Linked DNA regions of Homo sapiens: region 1 is linked to region 2. The links are chromatin contacts, found by POLR2A ChIA-PET in ENCODE. All regions are on one chromosome and are shown on one strand. The core of a region is the stretch at or near the end of the contact, and the rest is flanking DNA. Distances in the headings are between cores, read along the strand shown. Region 1 overlaps DNM2 (dynamin 2). Region 2 holds the start of SLC44A2 (solute carrier family 44 member 2 (CTL2 blood group)).

Evidence for each region. ChIA-PET counts read pairs that join two places held with the same protein, here RNA polymerase II (POLR2A).
Region 1: POLR2A ChIA-PET joins it to region 2 with 12 read pairs in WTC11. The contact joins the enhancer-like site here to the promoter of SLC44A2 in region 2. POLR2A ChIA-PET finds 5 or more read pairs at or near these places in 5 of 52 experiments (H1, WTC11, activated B cell and 2 more).

Annotation. Positions count from the first base shown.
Region 1 is chr19:10,740,133-10,745,800 of GRCh38, reverse strand. The region is part of intron 1 of DNM2 (dynamin 2); the gene reads right to left. Among named protein-coding and RNA genes, the nearest start is that of MIR638, 25 kb to the right of the region's middle. Within about 2 kb of position 3,225, at least 5 of the 41 ENCODE cell types and tissues checked have a DNase peak (open chromatin) inside an H3K27ac peak, as active enhancers do.
Region 2 is chr19:10,622,807-10,628,810 of GRCh38, reverse strand. SLC44A2 (solute carrier family 44 member 2 (CTL2 blood group)) reads right to left here and starts at 3,258. Exons shown (of 22, transcript NM_020428.4): 1 at 3,141-3,258; 2 at 2,510-2,558; 3 at 1,016-1,089; 4 at 807-891. The coding sequence starts at 3,177. RefSeq lists an enhancer at 4,219-4,800.

The sequences.
Region 1 (5,668 bases), core at 1,976-4,475, 120 kb before region 2:
CCCTACTGATGCCCACCTCCCCTTCATGTTGCCCTGTTTTCCTTCTAAACACAGCACTGCCCACTAGTTGGTACTTTTCTGGTTTATTTGCACCTCTTTTTTCAGAGACAGGATCTCACTCTGTCATCCAGGCTGGAGTGCAGTGATGCAATCATAGCTGACTGCAGCCTCAAACTCCTGGGCTGAAGCGATCCTCCTCCCTCAGCCTCCTGAGTAGCTCGGACTACAGGCACTTGCCACCACGCCCAGCTAACTTTTTTTATTTGTGTTTTTCTGTAGTGATATGCTGCCTAGGCGATCCTCCCACCTCAGCCTCCCAAAGCCCTGGGATTTCAAGCGTGCCCAGCCTAATTGCTCATTTATCTAACAGTCCCAACTAGAATATCAACACCTTGAGGGCAGGGGTCTTAAGCGCCCTTTCCCCAGCACCCAGAAACATATTAATGCAGTGGTTTGGCAAGGACAGCCGACTCCCTGAGGGCAGTACTTTGTGGAATGAAAACCGATAATGACCTAAATGTCCACTGGCAGGGAACTGGCTAAATCAATCTTGGGAGCTAGTCCGGGGAGCAATGCAGGCTGCAGTGCCGAAGGTCAAGTGCGATGCACGGACTGGATTATGCGTGGGGGATGATGTCCTCCACTTCGGGTTTTTTTTCCGCACATCCCCATTTCCTGTGTATGGACAGCAGGCTTGAGGTCATGTGAGGTGTGCAAATGAAAAACTTGCTGTTTTATAGTCTCCAACGTGATTTGAATGTCAGGCTTTTATAACTTTTTTATAACTGTGATTGCAGGCCAGTGTTGACCTTGTAACTTTCAGCAGTACTGAGAAACCCCAAAGAAACTGGCCGGCCCAGCAGCATTTTCAAGAGTGACGGGGAAACTGCTCAAATGTGGGGTCCTGGAGCTCACAACTCCGCCCTCCTAGGGGTGTCCTCGGTGTCATCCTAACTGCTCCCCACTGCAAGGGGTGGCCTGAGTACCCCAGCCAGCCTGGTGAGTGCCAGCTGTGGGACCTTGTTAGCAAAGTCTCTCCCATCTTGCAACAGGTGTCCTGCTCTGTAAAACGGTTGTGGTGAGGACTGGAGGAGACAGTTCCAGTTGCCAGGGCAAAGTGAACGCTCACTGTGTCTGCAGCCCTTACAGGGTGGTCAGCCATGTATGGATTTCCAGCTCTGTACCACCCTGAGGGCCCAAGTGAACTAGAGGCAGGCAGCCGGGCACCACCCACAGTCTGCATTCCACAGCCAGCCTCCTGGAGCCCCTTCCTTCCAGGGGAGTAGGTAGTGACCTCCAGGCAAACACGTTCTAGTTCCCTCCACCCCGAGACTCTCCCGGGGTGATGGGGAGCCAGCCCATAAGGAAATATCCAGGCAGACTCAGTCCACAATGTCACAAGTGACAGGAACAGCCCGGACCCGTTCTTGAGGTCTTTGTCCCACCCCCACAGCGTATCTCTCGGCAGATCCTGCCTTGGATATCCAGACCCATCCCCTCCTCCTCTGTTTCGCTCTAATGTCCTGAGGCCAAGTCTCCCATCTCAGGGCAAAGCCTCCCCCAGGCTCCCTGCCCCACAGGCTTGGAAAACTGCAAGTCAGATCACACTGTGTGCCTGATTTTTAAAGAATTTTTTTTTTTTTTAGATGGAGTCTGGCTCTGTCACCCCAGCCGAAGTGTAGTGGCAGGATCTTGGCTCATTGCAACCTCCGCCTCCTGGGCTCAAGTGATTTTCCTGCCTCAGCCTCCTAAGCAGCTGGGACTACGGGCGTATGCTACCACGTCTGGCTAATTTTTGTATTTTTTTTTTTTTTCTGGAAACAGTCTCGCTCTGCTGCCCTGGCTGGAGTGCAATGGCGTGATCTTGGCTCACTGCAACCTTGCCTCCCGAGTTCAAGCAATTCTGCTGCCTCAGCCTCCCAAGTAGCTGGGACTACAGGCGCACGCCACCACACACGGCTAATTTTTTTTTTTTTTTTTTTTTTTTTTTTGAGACAGAGTCTCGCTTTGTCACCCAGGCTGGAGTGCAGTGGCGCAATCTCGGCTCACTGCAAGCTCCGCCTCCCGGGTTCATGCCATCCTCCTGCCTCAGCCTCCTGAGTAGCTGGGACTACAAGCACCCGCCACCACACCCGGCTAATTTTTTGTATTTTTAGTAGAGACGGAGTTTTACCATATTAGCCAGGATGGTCTCGATCTCCTGACCTTGTGATCCACCTGCCTCCGCCTCCCAAAGTGCTGGGATTACAGGTGTGAGCCACCACACCCAGCCACACCTGGCTAATTTTTGTATTTTTAGTAGAGACGGGGTTTTGCAAGGCTGGTCTCGAACTCATGACCTCAGATGATCCGCCTGCCTCAGCCTCCCAAAGATCTGGGATTACAGGTGTGAGCCACCATGCCTGGCCGCATGATGTTTTTTCTCACCCGAGCACCTGTGCTTCCTTCCCACCCCTCAGGCCCCCAGCTAGAGCATCAGCTCCACAGGACAGGGATCTCGTCTGTCTTGTTCACTGCCCTGCCTCCAGCACACTATCTGGCACACAGCAGGTGTTCAGCAAATGCTAGCTGCACGGCAAAAGAAGCTGGCATCACGGCCGGGCGTGGTGGCTCACACCTGTAATCCTAGTATTTTGGGAGGCCATGGCAGGCGGAACACCTGAGCTCAGGAGTTCAAGACCAGCCTGGGCAACATGATGAAACCTCGCCTCTACAAAAAATTAGCCGGGCGTGGTGGCACACGCCTGTGGTCCCAGCTACTTGAGAGGCTGAGGTGGGAGGATCACTTGAGCCCAGGAGGTTGAGGCTGCAGTCAGCGGAGACTGAGCCACTGCACCACAACCTGCATGACAGAGGGAGACTCTGTCTCAAAAAAAAAAAAAAAAAAGAAAGAAAAACAAGCTAGCATCTCCAGGGCACTGCACAAAGCTCCAGGCACACAGGGCCTTCTTCCACCTTCACAGGGCTCTGGCCAACCCTGTTTTGCAGATGGGGAAACCAAGGATAGAGAGATTAAGTCATCCGGTCTATTGGCACACAGCTAAGAGCAGCCCTCCTGACCAATGAGGCACCAATCCAACCTGCGTCTAATCTCCATCTGCCAGGCACCATCCCGGTCACCACACAGCACTTCCAGGGGCACACAAGGAAAGGAAACCTTGGACTCCAGAGACAGGAAGGCCAGGCTCAGCTTCCTCATGGGGACAACTGAGCAAGATCATTGGGTGAAGACTCTGCAGCCTGGCAGCTCAGCCACAGCCTCACGGCAGGAACTGAATGAAGGCTGCCACTTCCCCAGCCCTCAGTTTCTCTATGAAATTGGGATAACAGCACCTACACTATGGGGTTGTCAGCAGGACAAACCCAGGGTCTAGCACGCATAAGGCCCTATTCCACAGGACTAGTTCACTAGTTCATGAGGGTGACGGGGGTGGGAGTGAAGGATGTCAATGCCTGGCACCACAACAGGCACAGACCCTTCTTCTTGGCACCCCAGCAAAGAGCCTTGGCACAGCCTTTCCTGGTGGGCCTGGCAACATCACTCTAAATCCACTTCTGATGCAACATGGCACTCCCTTGCAGGGTATCCACCCTGAGCATAGCAGACACACAAGCCTGCGGACCCCCAAGTCTCTGGCAGGAGGGGAAAAACTAGAAATAACCTAAAAATTCAAGGGGGAGAGTGATCAGTGTTAGTGGGAGTAGGCTCGACCCAGGAATACTTGCAGCTATAAAAAAGCACAGGACTCTCTCATGATGCTGCAATCAAGCAAAAACAAAGAAAGAAAAAAAGAAAGAAGGAAAAGAAAGAAGGGTAGAGGAAAAAGAAAAGAACAAGAACAAAAAGGAAGGAAGGAAGGAAAGAAGGGAGGGAGGGAAAGAGGAAGGTAAAGAGGAAGGTAAAGAGGAAGGGAGGGAGGAAGGAAAAAGCACAGAACAAAAGAAATATTGGCCAGGCGTGGTGGCTCACGCCTGTAATCCCAGCACTTTGGGAGGCAGAGGCGGGTGGATCACAAGGTCAGGAGATAGAGACCATCCTGGCTAACACGGTGAAACCCCGTCTCTACTAAAAATACAAAAAAAATTAGCCGGGCATGGTGGCGGACACCTGTACTCCCAGCTACTTGGGAGGCTGAGGCAGGAGAATGGCGTGAACCCGGGAGGCGGAGCTTGCAGTGAGCCAAGATCGCGCCACTGCACTCCAGCCTGGGCGACAGAGCAAGACTCTGTCTCAAAAAAAAAAAAAAAAGAAAGAAATATTGGCCAATTTGGGGCTGAGCACAGTGGCTCATGCCTGTAATCTCAGCACTTTGGGAGGCCAAGATGAGAGGATCACTTGAGCCCAAGAGTTCAAGGCCAGCCTGGTCAATATAGCAAGACCCTACCTCTAGAAAAAATACAAAAATTAGTCGGGTGTGGCACACGCCTGTGGTCCCAGCTACTCGGGAGGCAGAGGTGGGAGGATCATGTGAGCCCAGGAGACAGAAGCTACAGTGAGCTATGATCATGCCACCACGTTTCCAGCCTGGGAGACAGAGCAAGACCGTGTCTCCAAAAAGAAAAGAAAAAAGAAAGAAAGAAAGTTGGAGACTTCAATACCCCACTTTCAATCATGGATGGATATCAGCATTGGTATCAGGCAAGAAAAATAATAATAATGGATGGAACAACCAAATAAAAGATAACAAGGAAATAGAAAATACGAAACCAATAAGACCTGACAGATGTGTACAGAACACTCCACCCAAGAGTAAAATACACATTCTTATCATGTGCATATGGAACATTCTCCAGGACACACCGTATTCGAGGCCAAGCCATAAAACATGACTCAATAATTTTAAAGAGATTGAAATCATACAAAGTAGTTCCTCCAACCACAGTGAAATGAAGTTAGAAATGAACACAAGAAAGATGTTTTTCAGAAATTCTCAAATATATAGAAATGAACATACTGCTAAATAACCTATGTATCAAAGAAGAAATCATAAGAGAAATGAGAAGATATGCTGAGATAAATGAAAATGAAAACACAACATATCAAAACTTATGGATGCAGCTAAAGCAGGTTTACAGGGAAATTCATAGATGTAAGCAACTGTATTTAAAAAGAAGGAAGATTTTGGCCGGGCGCGGTGGCTTACGCCTGTAATCCCCACACTTTTAAGAGGCCGAGGTGGGTGGATCACCTGAGGTCAGGAGTTTGAGACCAGCCTCACCAACATGGTGAAACCCCGTCTCCACCAAAAATACAAAAATTAGCCAGGCATGGTGGTGGGTGCCTGTAGTCCCAGCTACTCAGGAGGCTGAGGCACGAGGATGGCGTGAACCTGGGAGGCGGAGCTTGCAGTGAGCCAAGATCGTGCCACTGCACTCCAGCCTGGGCGACAGAGCGAGACTCCGTCTCAAAAAAAAAAAACAAAAAAAAGAGAAAGATTTCAAATACTTTCAGATTTCAATAATCTTCCACTTCAAGAACCTCAGAAAAGGAGGGTAAACCAAATCCAAAGAGAAAAGAAGGAAATAATTAGAGAAGAAATAAAGAGACTAAAAAAATGGAGAGAGAAGTTAACACCACCACAATTTGCTCTTTGAATAGATCAACCAAACTGACAAACCTTTAGCTAGATTAACCAAGAGAAAAAGAGATAAGACTCAAATTACAAAA
Region 2 (6,004 bases), core at 2,009-4,508:
AGACACCTGCCCTAGGTCACAGAGCCAGGAAGTGACGCCACTCAGGCTATGCTTGCTCTGTTGTCTCACCTGTTCATCACCACCTGACGCGTAATCCAGGACTGTCCCCTCTCAGTCTCTCCCGCCCTTAAAATGTGTGCTGCCAGAGAACAGGATGCTTACTATCTCATTTAGAGCTGTGTGTCCCCAAGGACTAGACTAGTGGCTGAGGGTAGTGGGACGTTTATCAGTACTTGTTTTCTTTTCTTGTTGTTTTGTTGAGACCAGGTCTCGCTCTGTCGTCCAGGCTGGAGTGCAATGGTACAATCATACCTTACTGCAGCCTTGGCCTCCCAGCTCAAGCTATCCTCCCACCTCAGCCTGCTGGGTAGCTGGGACTAGAGGTGTGCCCCACCACGTCCACTTAATTTTTGCTTGTTTGTTTTGAGACAGAGTCTCACTCTGTGCCCCAGGCTAAAGTGCAGTGGCACGATCTCGGCTCATTGCAACTTCTGCCTCCTGTGGTTCAAGTGATTCTCCTGCCTCAGCCTCCTGAGTAGCTGGGATTACAGGCATGTGCCACCATGCCTGGCTAATTTGTGTATTTTTAGTGGAGACGGGGTTTTGCCATGTTGGCCAGGCTGGTCTCGAACTCCTAGCCTAAAGCAATATTCCTGCCTCGGCCTCCCAAAGTGTTGGAATTTCGGGCGTGAGTCACCGCGCCCAGCCTATAAGCACTTGTTAACTGGACTTAGAGAGATGGGGAATGCCTAGAATCTTCTGCCCCCTCTTCCCCAGCCCCACCAGGCCGCAAGGAGTCAACTCACTCGTTTTTTGTGCCCTTCTGCCCGCAGAACTCGCCCCGGCTGTCAGTGGGGTAGATCACCTTTCGAGGGTCTCCATGAGTCCAGGCTGTGGAAAGATCCAGGGATACTGAGACACTGCCACTCCTCAGATCCAGCCCTGTTCCCACTCCAGAGGCCATGGCTGCCTCCGCCTACCCTGCAACTCCAAGTCCTGCTCATTCTCTACTCACCTATGATGCCTACAGCCACGTAGCCCACAATGGCCAGGAGCAGGAACACACAGCATATGATATCCGTGCAGCCCCTGGGGAGCAGAGGGGCAGTGTTTGGAGGAGGCTTGGTGCTGTGTGCACCATGGGCCCATCTGCCCTCTGCAAACACCCTCATCCATGTGTTATTTGGACAAATTTTCCTGAGTCGTTTGAATGCCGTACCAAAGGGCACATGCATTTTAATTTTTATTTCATTTCATTTTTTAATTTTGTGCAACAGAGTCTCACTCCGTCATCCAGGCTGGAGTACAGTGGCATGATCATAGCTCACTACAGCCTCGAACTCCTGGGCTCAAGTGATCCTCCTGCCTCAGCTTCCCAAGTAGTTGAGACTACAGGTGCACACCACCACACATTTTTTTTTTAATTTATATACATTCTGTAGAGACAAGGTCTCGCTATGTTGCCCAAGCTAGACTTTTTTTTTTTTTTTGAGAGGGAATCTCACTCTGTCGCCCAGGCTGGAGTGCAGTGGAACGATCTCAGCTTACTGCAACCTCTACCTCCCAGGTTCAAGCGATTCTCCTGCCTCAGTCTCCCAAGTAGCTGGGATTATAGGTGCCCGCCACCATGCCCAGCTAATTCTTGTATTTTTAGTAGAGACAGGGTTTCACCATGTTAGCCAGGCTGGTCTCGAACTCCTAACCTCAAGTGATCCACCTGCCTTGGCCTCCCAAAGTGCTGGGATTATAGGTGTGAGCCACCGTGCCTGGCTGTATTTTATTTTTTTGTTATTTTTTTTTGAGACAGAGTCTCGCTCTTGTCCTCCAGGCTGGAGTGCAGTGGCGCAATCTCAGCTTACTGCAACCTCCACCTCCCAGATTCAAGCAATTCTCCTGCCTCAGCCTTCTGAGTAGCCTCTGAGTAGTCACAGCTACTGGAGAGGCTGAGACAGAAGACGTGCTTGAACCAGGAGGGGAAGGTTGCAGTGAGCTGAGATTGCACCACTCCAGCCTGGGTGACAGAGTGAGACTCCATCTCAAAAATAAATAAATAAATAAATAAATATAAACATGGTAAAAATTAAGTCCAGGCCAGGTGTGGTAACTCACACCTGTAATCCCAGCACTTTGGGAGGCCAAGGCAGGTGGATCGCTTTGAGCTCACGAGGTCGAGACCAGCATGGGCAACACAGCGAAACATCTCTGCTAAAAGTACAAAAAAAAAAAAAAATTAGCCAGGTGTGGTGGTGCAAGCCTGTAATCCCAGCTACTTGGGAGACTGAGGTGGGAGAATTGCTCGAACCCGGGAGGCGAAGGTTGCAGTGAGCCGAGATTGAGATCGCGCCACGGCACTCCAGCCTGGTGACAGAGCAAGACTCCATCTCAAAAAAAAAAAAAAGTTTCAAATATTTGTCACCAGTTTGTTGGAGAACAGATGGGAGGGGGTGTGAAGAGACAGGGATTGGGGTAGTATTAGCGGGGAGAACCCCCCAAAACCCAGAGCTCTTACCTATTGTAAATGGGTCCTTTGAAAGTGGGATCATACTTCTGTGGCGTTCCTGAAAGTCAAGAAGATTAAGATGGATGGGATTGGAGACCTGAACCAAGACAGGGCTGGGAGAGCCCCCTCCCAAAAGCCCCTAGGGGTGTCTTTGCCTTGGCAAGAATAAAATTCAGAGACCTGTGGAATTTTCTGCCTCACCCACCTCCAGGTGACCACACCCAAGCCCCCAGTTCTGGCAGGCCAGGACAGGGGAGGAAGGAGGGATCACTAACTGTGAACAAACTTATTAACTGGCGGCCACCCACTGGGAAGAGGGCTGAAATGGTGACCACCACGGAACCAGGTGGAGATGGGGAAGATCTGAGGTGGGATAGGGGGAAGGAGGCGCCGGCAGCAGTGCCAGGCAGAGGGGTACAGGGGCAGGTCCTTCGGGTAGGGGAGAGTAAGGAGGGTCGTCTGCGAGGCTGCGGGGGATAAGTGGGGTGAAGGGGCCTGGCTGATGGTGGGGAGGCTCCAGGCGCAGATTTGCAATTGCGCTCCCCCTCCAGCCCCCTTCCCTGCGCCCCATGTTCTCTCAAGGCCCCCTCCGAGGGACCGAGGGGTCGGCCCGGGGCTACGGGCGGGGGTCGCTGCCTACCGTGTTTCCCGTAGTAGTGGGGCCGCTCGTCCCCCATCCCTGCAGGCGACCAGCCCCGGCGGCCGCCCGCGCTCTCTCCCGCGCCCCCTCGACCCTCCCGAGTCTGGAGGGAGGCACTGACCGCGCGACTGGCGGCGGCTCCTCCCAGCACAGCGCCAGGCGGGGCGGCCCAAACCGGTCAGACCGGCCCGAGCTGGGCAGCTGCCCAGACTAAGGGACCCGGGAGGGCGCGGGCGGGGCTGCAGCTGCTCCCGCCACTCACCGGCCGGCCGCATTTAGCCTTCCCCGCCCCCACCCGGGAACCCTGCGGCTTCACCCTGGGAACACCCTGCCACCGGGCGATGCCGCCTAGAACCCCTGGCCACCCTGAAAGGGCGTTTCCGTGGCTTCGTTTTGCAGGTGTGGAAACTGAGGCACTGGGAGGGAAAACGGCCTACTGCCCAAACCCAGACAACCAACTGTGGAATGTTGGTGCTGAAAACTTCTCCAAGCTGTGCAGGAAATTAGTTTTCTTTCTGTCTGCTGCTTTTTTTTTTTGAGACAGGATCTCCCTCTGTTGCCCAGGCTGGAGTGCAGTGGTGCAATCACAGCTCATCGCAGTCTCGACCTCCCTGCCTCAAGCCATCCTCCTGACTAAGCCTCCTGAGTAGCTGGGACTACAGGTGCTCTACTGCACTCGGCTAATTTTTAATTTTTTTTGTAGAGATGGGATGTTGCTATGTTGCCCAGGCTCATCTTTAACTCCTGGACTCGTGGGCTCCTCCCACCGTGGCCCCCCAAAGTGCTGGGATTACCTGCGTGCACTACTGGGCCTGGTCTTAGAACAAGTATTTATTCAGCCCTTAGTGGGTGCAGGCCTTGGGCGGGGCACCGCATACAGTGAGGAACCAGAGAGACCCAATCTCCACCCTTGTGGAGCCCACATCCTCCTGGGTCGCCCTGAATTCAAATGCTCCTTCTGCACCCTCTGAACTAGAGGATACTTAACAAAGGGCTTATCTTCCTTAAGCCTCAGTTTCCTCAACTGCAAAATGAGGCTAAAGTATGAAACCAAAACTGACCTCAAAGAGCAGGCATAGGCCAGGTGCAGTGGCTCATGCCTGTAATCCCAGCACTCTGGGAGGCTGAGGCAGGTCGATCAGGATTTCTAAGCCAGCCTGGCCAACATGGTGAAACCCCTTCTCTACTAAAAATACAAACATTAGCCAGTGTGGTGGCACATGCCTGTAATCCCAGCTACTTGGGAAGCTGAGGCAGGAGAATCGCTTAAACCCAGGAGGTGGAGGTTGCAGTGAGCCAAGATTGCCTCACTGCACTCCAACCTGGGGGACAGAGTGAGACTCTGTCTCCAAAAAGAAAAAGAAAAAAGAAAATAGGCTGGGTGTGGTGGCTAACACCTATAATCCCAGCACTTTGGGAGGCCGAGGTGGGCGGATCATGAGGTCAAGAGATCGAGACCATCCTGGCCAACTTGGTGAAACCCCGTCTGTACTAAAAATACAAAAATTAGCTGGATGTTGTGGTGTGCACCTGTAGTCCCAGCTACTTGGGAGGCTGAGGCAGGAGAATCACTTCAACCCGAGAGGCGGAGGTTGCAATGAGCCGAGATCGTGCCACTGCACTCCAGCCTGGGTGACAGAGCGAGTGTCTCAAAAAATCAATCAATCAATAAATCAAAAATTAGCCGGGTGTGGTGGTTCATGCCTGTAATCCCAGCACTGTGGGAGGCCGAGGCGGGCAGATCACTGAGGTCAGGAGTTCAAGACCAGCCTGGCCAACAAGGCAAAACCCTGTCTGTACTAAAAATACAAAAATTAGCCAGGTGTGGTGGTGGGCACCTGTAATCCCAGCTACTGGGGAGGCTGAAGTAGGAGAATCGTTTGAACCTGGGAGGTAGAGGTTGCAGTGAGCCGAGATTATGCCACTGTACTCCAGCCTGGGCGACAGAGCGAGACTCCGCCTCAAAAAAAAAAAAAAATACAATACAATAAAAATAGAGACAGGATCTCACTGTGTTACCCAGGCTGGGCTCAAACTCCTGGCCTTAAGCAATCCTCCCACCTCAACCTCCCAAAGTGCTGGGATTGCAGGCACGAGTCACCACGCCACAACCTGCCTCTACTTGAATATTTATAGATATTTATAGTGCAGCCAATTATTTGGTTAACATGGCATTATACAGGTGGTGTGGAGGTATCCTCAGCAGGAATATACATTTAGTGCTGGGTGTACACAGACAGCATGAGGTTATACAGTCAGCGTGATCATATACATTTGGTGTCCAATAATTGTAGCTGCTGCCTTAGACTCTAGGACTCGCAGGCAGGGCTCTGGTCACTAACTCAACTTATCCTTAAAAAGGCGCCCTCTCCTCCTAGTAGCCACCAGCAGAGGGGCCCTGTCTAAACACCTGGACCACAGGCAAGGCCTGAGGCGCCAGGTCATGCCCTGGGGTGACCCAGACTCCTAAAGAAGCCCTGTGGTTCTCGAAGTCTCTGCCAGCCCAAAGGCTGGCTGGTCCCACCCTACCCATTCCAAGCAGTGGACAAAGAGAGCGAGCCACAGGCCTCTTCTCTTCCCAACTACACAGGGTGCCCTGGGGACAATTTATTCAGGCCCCACCCACCAGCTCCACACTGAGGAGTCCCAAAAGTTAAGCCCTCTGGAAACCCTTGTCTCTGAGCTGCACACCTATGTGACATCTGTCTCCCCCCAACACACGTGAGCATCTCATACTCAGTGCGGCGGCATCTAAGCTTTTTTGTTTTTGAGACAGGGTCTCACTCTGTCGCCCAGGCTGGAATGCAGTGGCATAATCACAGCTCACTGTAGCTTTGACCTCCTGGGCTCAGGCGATCCTCCCA